Regions from separate parts of the Mus musculus genome. Here region 1 is linked to region 2. The links are chromatin contacts, found by Hi-C in ENCODE. All regions are on one chromosome and are shown on one strand. Each heading gives the region's core, a stretch centred on a gene start or an enhancer-like site at or near the end of the contact. The rest is flanking DNA. Distances are from core to core; before and after follow the strand shown.

Region 1 (3,076 bases), core at 201-2,700, 260 kb before region 2:
AAAAAAATAAAAGTCAAGGCAAGGTGGCCGCCATGCTGCCAATTAAATGAGTAACTCAAGTGTGTTTTGCTGGAAGTTACTAGATGGAGTTTCTAGAGATTTCTACTGCCAAGCAGTCCACCTAAATTTTCCTAGACAACTCCAAGCTATTCTTGAAATGTTTTCAGAATGGACCTTGGCAGGCAGAGCCCCCTTGGCTCAGCATGCCATCCCACTGCCTTCTGTATCAAAGGGGACTTCCTGCTGCGTTTGTTTACACCATTAAATTTCTTCCAAGTAAAGCCAGGAGAATTTTTCCAGGTGTTCACATTCCTAGAGGGTGGGGAAGAGGCTGAGAGCCCTGTACAAGATCAGTACTACTGCCTCAGTGCAACAACACAAAGATCTCTTTCACCACACGACCTCCTCTGGAGAGCTCTCTTTGGGGGCCCGCCTCAGAGCTCTGAAGGACCTTCCTCCGGACTCTGCGGGCACAGAGTCAACCGGTCACAGTCTGATCTGGGACTTAGAAGGATTTGGGGTGCATGTCATACTTCCAGACCCTTCTGATCCCATCAGGTCCGGGACCCAGGGCTAGTGGCCTGCCAGTCTCCCCTGCCCCCAGGAGCTCCGTCTCTTTAAAAGGGAAGCAGGGTCGATTCCAAGGAGCTACAGGTAGACAGAAGAGCTAGAACCCGATCTAGGGCAGGGCAGGTGAAGCTGGCAAGGTCAGCCATTCAGTCACCAGGTGGTGCATTTAATTTAAAAGGAGTGTTAACCTTGTTTATACAAAATAACACCAATATGGAGGGAAGCCGTAAATCCGTTGTCGTTAAACAGTGGGGAGCCGCTGGCTCTGGCAGCCTGCCCACCAGCGACGTGAACTCGGCTGGCACTGAGCGTGCAGGAGCACGGCCCGGGCGGGCTTGCCAGCCTAGCCAGAGAAGGCCGGAGCTGCTCCCTCTCTGCCCACCAGATGACTCTTCGCATTCTTGTCAAATATATTTAGAACAAGAGGTGTCCGCTTAAAGAGACGCATTTGTTAATCACTTAAATGCAGGCGTTTGGCCGCGAGCCAAGTTTACCTTTATAAATATGTAGGATCGGTTTCCAGCTAGGCAGACAACTCCTGGGTGAGATCTCCTCCCCCCCCCCCCCCCGCACCCTTCTCTGGGGCAAGCGTCTCCTCCAATCGACCTAAGGTGCATGTCCCTAACACCTTATTAATTTTGTAGCCGGCGGGGGTTTCCTGAGCCCATGCCAGTCTTCTATCTGAAAGTTAAAGGAGATAAACACACGCTGGCCCTGCACAGAGAGGAGAGCGGTGTTTCTTTAAGTAAGGAGCAGATTAGAGTTAAATTCCTGTTGACTGGAGAGCCGGTGTCCACATCCTTCTGTTTACCAGCAGCTGTCCCTGTTAATGACACTCTGATAACTCTAGAGCTGCCCTGGTCAGCGGTGGGTGAAGCAGATAAAGACGCCACTGTTAAACAGCCCAGACCTCCACTTCTCTCTCACTCCTTGACTGAAGAGTCAGTGAAAAGTGCCCAGAAGAGGCAAGCCCTGGGTGCCCTGGCATTTGCTCCCCAACTTGCGAGTTCATAGTCCAAAAGCCCTGGCTGTTCAGGCAGTCTACTGCAAAGCTGATGAAAATTCCAGCAGTGGAGACTGGAAGGGCAGGGTGGGGGCGGGGAGAGCAGCTGCCTAGCCGGGTCAGAAGGTCAGCCGTAGGCATCTTGGAGAACTCTCCTCCTCCTGGTTTAGTAGCAAGGACACTTCCCTGCCCCCCAACCCGACGAACAGAGATAGTTAACATCTCGGGGCCTCAGCAAAGAACCACAGCTGTCCTAGGGTCGTTAACCACAGGGAAGTCACGTTTAATATTTGGAACAATCGCCCTCCAAAGATTTTATTGTTGTAGGGGACTTTGCCCTGCACCCTGGTGAATACCCTTGAGTCTGCAGCCAAAACCGCAGGCGAGAAGATTAAAGAAAGGTGCCTAAAGTGACTTGGAAAGGTTAGTGGCAGTGTATGAGCTGGAAGCCAGCTCCCTATCTGTTATTCGTTCCAGGCAGACAAACAGATATTTAAATTTCCTACTTGAAGCAGGCAGACAGCAGCTCTCTAGCTTCTTCTTACACTGGGGAACCTGCCAAGCCCTCACCTGGCTCAGCTCCCAGCCTGGGTGATCCCTGGGCTTTCTAAGACCCACCTCCAGCCTGCTTAATTCCTGAATACAACCCACGTGAAGATCAACAAACGCAGAATCCCATAATCCCTTTCGTGCTCTAACCAGTGAAGCAGACATACCTCCAATCAAGGCCAGGCCTCGGACAAATTGATTTCTGCTTTTAGAAAGTGTAAATATTTTTGCTTCTTTTCACCTAATTTTTGTCACCTGAAGTATGCCCCTGATTTACTCCAGGAGATACTGAGGGGGTCAGGGAGGTAAAAGGTTAGCCAAGTAGGGTGAGCTGTTCAAAAGAAAAATGAGCTTACTTGGAGTCCAGGTGATTTCCTTAAGAAGGTCTAAAAAGGTCTTTGATATTATTATGAGACTAACAAGGCAGGGTATTTCTCTTTCTTTTTCTTTTCTTTTTTCTTTTTCTCTTTCTCTTTCTGCTTCTTTTTCATTTTCATTTTCTTTTCTTCTTTTTCTTTTTCTTTTTCTTTTCCTTTTTCTCTTCTTTTCTTTCTTTCTTTCTTTCTTTCCTTTTTTTTCTTCTTATTTTTTTCTTTCAAGACAGAATTCTTCTATGGAACAAAGCCTACTCCTGAACTAGCTTTGCAGACCAAGCTGGTCTCAAAATCACAGAGGTCCTATTGCTTCTGCTTTTGGAGTTCTGGACTTAAAGGCATGCTTCACTACCCCTGGGCTGAGACAAACTATTCTAATACACTGTCTAGGGCACCATAAGGTCTGTGATCCATATTTCCAAACTGTAACATCTCCACAAATATCTTTACACAAAACATTCTAAAATGACTCCTTCTTTACAATGTAATTGGATTATTGTCTTGGTGTGTGTGTGTGTGTGTGTGTGTGTGTGTGTGTGCTTGTGTGTGTATTCAAGTTTTCCTATGTGTGTGGGTGCAT
Region 2 (2,904 bases), core at 194-2,693:
CTTAGGCTGCAGCTCCCCCCCCCCTCTGGTTTTTCCCCCCCAACTTGCTTTAGGATTAGCTTCCATCCCTCTCAACCCCAAATGGTGGAATTTGGCTGTGCCTCGGGGTTGTCCTGCTTTGCAATATTGCCTATAGTTGTTTTCGGTTTTCTGCTAAGACTGAGCCGGGTTGCTCCAGCCTCCGACTAAACTCATTAAGTTGGGAGATTTTTTTTTTTTTTTCAATTGGAAGGGTGTTTTTAAAGTCTCCTCTTTCCAGCCCCAAACAAGGTGTAACAACGCACTCTTCCTTCTAAGGCATCAGATGAGAGACAAGGATCACTCCAGACAGCTCCTACCTACGGTTTGGGGTTTTTTTTTCTTAAAGGCGAGGCTTGCATTCCTCAGCAGCTATGTACAAAGCTCCCTGAAGCTGTCTCTCTCTCTCTAAAGTTAGTGTGCAGGCTTTTCCAACGGCTGAGAGCGCCTGGTACACAGGGAAGCAGTTCCTTGAGGTGGAAGATCTCTTCTTTCACCTTTCTTTTTCCCTGCAGACTAATGCCTACTTTTTTATCAGTTTGCACAATCGCTTAGATAAACACCGAGGAGGAGAGTCTCTTTAATTATCAAAGACACATCTTTTCAGGGGGCCAACAAAGCATTTATTTCACCCGCCAAACTAAAGGAGAGTTATTCCAGTTTAGAAGGAAGATGCAAGCGGTTTGGGACCTTGAACAAGGCAAATATGGTTTTGGTATGTTTGCTTACTGTATTTTTTTCTCTTTCTCTTCTTTCTCACTTTTCTCCTTGTGCTGTGTGGGGTTGGGGATGACTTGGGGCTTTTCAGAAAATCGCTTTGCTAACGTGTATGCAATGCCTCGGACTGTGGTTGAAGGGGTCTGGGGGAGGGTGGGGGCAGTCAATTCAGTGCGTTGCCATATTTTATTACATGTATGTGGTAGCAGAGGTGGAAGGGGGGGATACAATTGCAAAGCTGCCAAAATATGATTAAACCGAAGCATAAAGACTGCGGTTGCCTCCCATCTCCTCGTCCTGTCTTCTCAAACTCATTTCCTTCCATAGAACTGACTGAAAACCAATCCTATATGCCTGGTTTTCCAAGCAGCAGATTGTCTAGGTTTGCTAGCGAAGGGGCTGCTAGGCTGGCTTTGGGTATCAGAATTTCCTGTTCGATTTGCCTCTGCGCTTCATTTTGCAACCTTGTGCAGCTGACATGCAGGCAGGCAAGCAGGCAGGCAGGCAGGGACCAAAGCCTTGCCTGGCGCCCTCGGCCGCGGTTCCGGAAGGAGAGCGCTCTGTTAAGCTAGGAGAATCTCAAGGAGAAGGGTACTCACCATCGGGCGGGGTGGTGAAGCTGGCGTGCGGATTTCAGGCAAACGTTTACCTTTTTGCTGTCTATTGCAACTGCGCCGGGCTGACTTTAGAAGCAATTCTGTGCTCTGTGCAAAATGTTCATGGAACGGTTCCTCATTAAAAAAAAAAAAAAAAAGCCAGCGAGAGAGACGACAGAGGCAGAAAGAAAAAAGAGAGGAGGGGTGAGGGGGACGCACATAAACCCAGTTTCAAAAAAAAAAAAAATCATCTCTTCACTAGAGACTCCGGAAACGTAGAGGCAGCGAGATCCCAGCACAGTCCAACCAAGCCACAACCAAATAATTTTCAATCCTGAAGAATTATTCAGATTAAAATGTACAGAAGTTTCATTCTCCTATGCCTACGTGAGCCCCAAGTCGTTTCCCTTTAAGGGCTCCTTTTCTTTTAAAGTTGGATTTTAGGCAGCAAGGACTCTTACACTAGGGGGCAGACAGATACTGCACTTACTTCAATCTTAAGCAATTTTTTCCCTCCCAGCATATGCTCTGATTTAGCACTGTAAATTTTTCAGAGGACCCAACTCTGACAGCCCCTGGTGATTTTCAAAGTACCACAAGCCAGTGGTTAAAAATTGCATTGACTTGGAAGTTCAGAGGGACACAATGGAAGCCCCTTCTCTATTCACGGAGCTCCAGTGTGGTGGAAGAGAAAAACACACACGACTAGATTGAGGGAAAGGAGAAATTCAATGGATCCTGGATTCTACTGAGCTCAGAGTTAAACTCGGAATTGCTGGGGTCTGTATTCATATTGTGATTTAATCTGTAAAGAATTACAGACTAGCCAACCACTTTCTGCAAGGAAACCATATTCCTGGGAGCTGAGGATATATATTTTTTTCATATTAAGACAAATGTTTTCCCCTAACTTTGACCAGTCAAATAAAGCTTGCCACCATTCTCATTAAAATAGATTTACATTTGCAGTAAAGGGCTTGGCTGAGTTTTTAAAAATAATAACATATAGAGTTGTATCTTTTAATTTTAGGACTTTTAAATCTTAGAGTTAAGACAGCTGAGCATCTTTAAGAAGGGCATTTAAAAATATTTTTGCTCCTCCCCATCCCCAATTCGGCTGTCCTGTCTCTTCATTCTCTCAGTAAAATTAATTACAATTCATGTGGTGATTTTTTTCCCTTCCCTTTCTAAACAGCATTTCTATAGCTAAATGAGTCCTAAAATACAAAGTGAAGCACCTCTAACTCTGTGGTAGTTATGTGCCTAGCTGGCTGTAATTCTACAATTCATATATACATATATATATATATATATATATATATATACATATATATATATATTTGAAGTCTATAATTTCTTTAGCTTGAAAAATGAGGAACACACACACGAAGCTTCTCCTCAAAAATCACCTCTTCGTGTGTGTGTGTGTGTGTGTGTGTGTGTGTGTGTGTATGTGTAAAAAGTAATCTTGACATGGAAATGGCTGCACTGGAGAGGCAAGATTAACATTTCTCCATAATCAATTATGCTCATCTATTAAGTCGAGATGGGGCTACCTATTAAATTTCCTGTG

Evidence for each region. A loop is a pair of places that touch in the nucleus more often than their neighbours do.
Region 1: a loop to region 2 is called in a map of heart, with 2.5 times the contacts of the local background. The contact joins the enhancer-like site here to the promoter of B130024G19Rik in region 2. A Hi-C loop is called at or near these places in 2 of 37 maps with a recorded cell type or tissue (both heart).

The regions. Positions count from the first base shown.
Region 1 is chr7:70,623,310-70,626,385 of GRCm38, reverse strand. No RefSeq gene overlaps it. Among named protein-coding and RNA genes, the nearest start is that of Gm35894, 37 kb to the right of the region's middle. Within about 2 kb of position 1,450, at least 1 of the 3 ENCODE cell types and tissues checked has a DNase peak (open chromatin) inside an H3K27ac peak, as active enhancers do; it is heart, where a contact is called at or near this core.
Region 2 is chr7:70,363,922-70,366,825 of GRCm38, reverse strand. It overlaps B130024G19Rik (RIKEN cDNA B130024G19 gene), which reads right to left and starts at 1,443. Exons shown (of 11, transcript NR_045850.1): 1 at 1,335-1,443. It also overlaps a transcript of Nr2f2 not described here.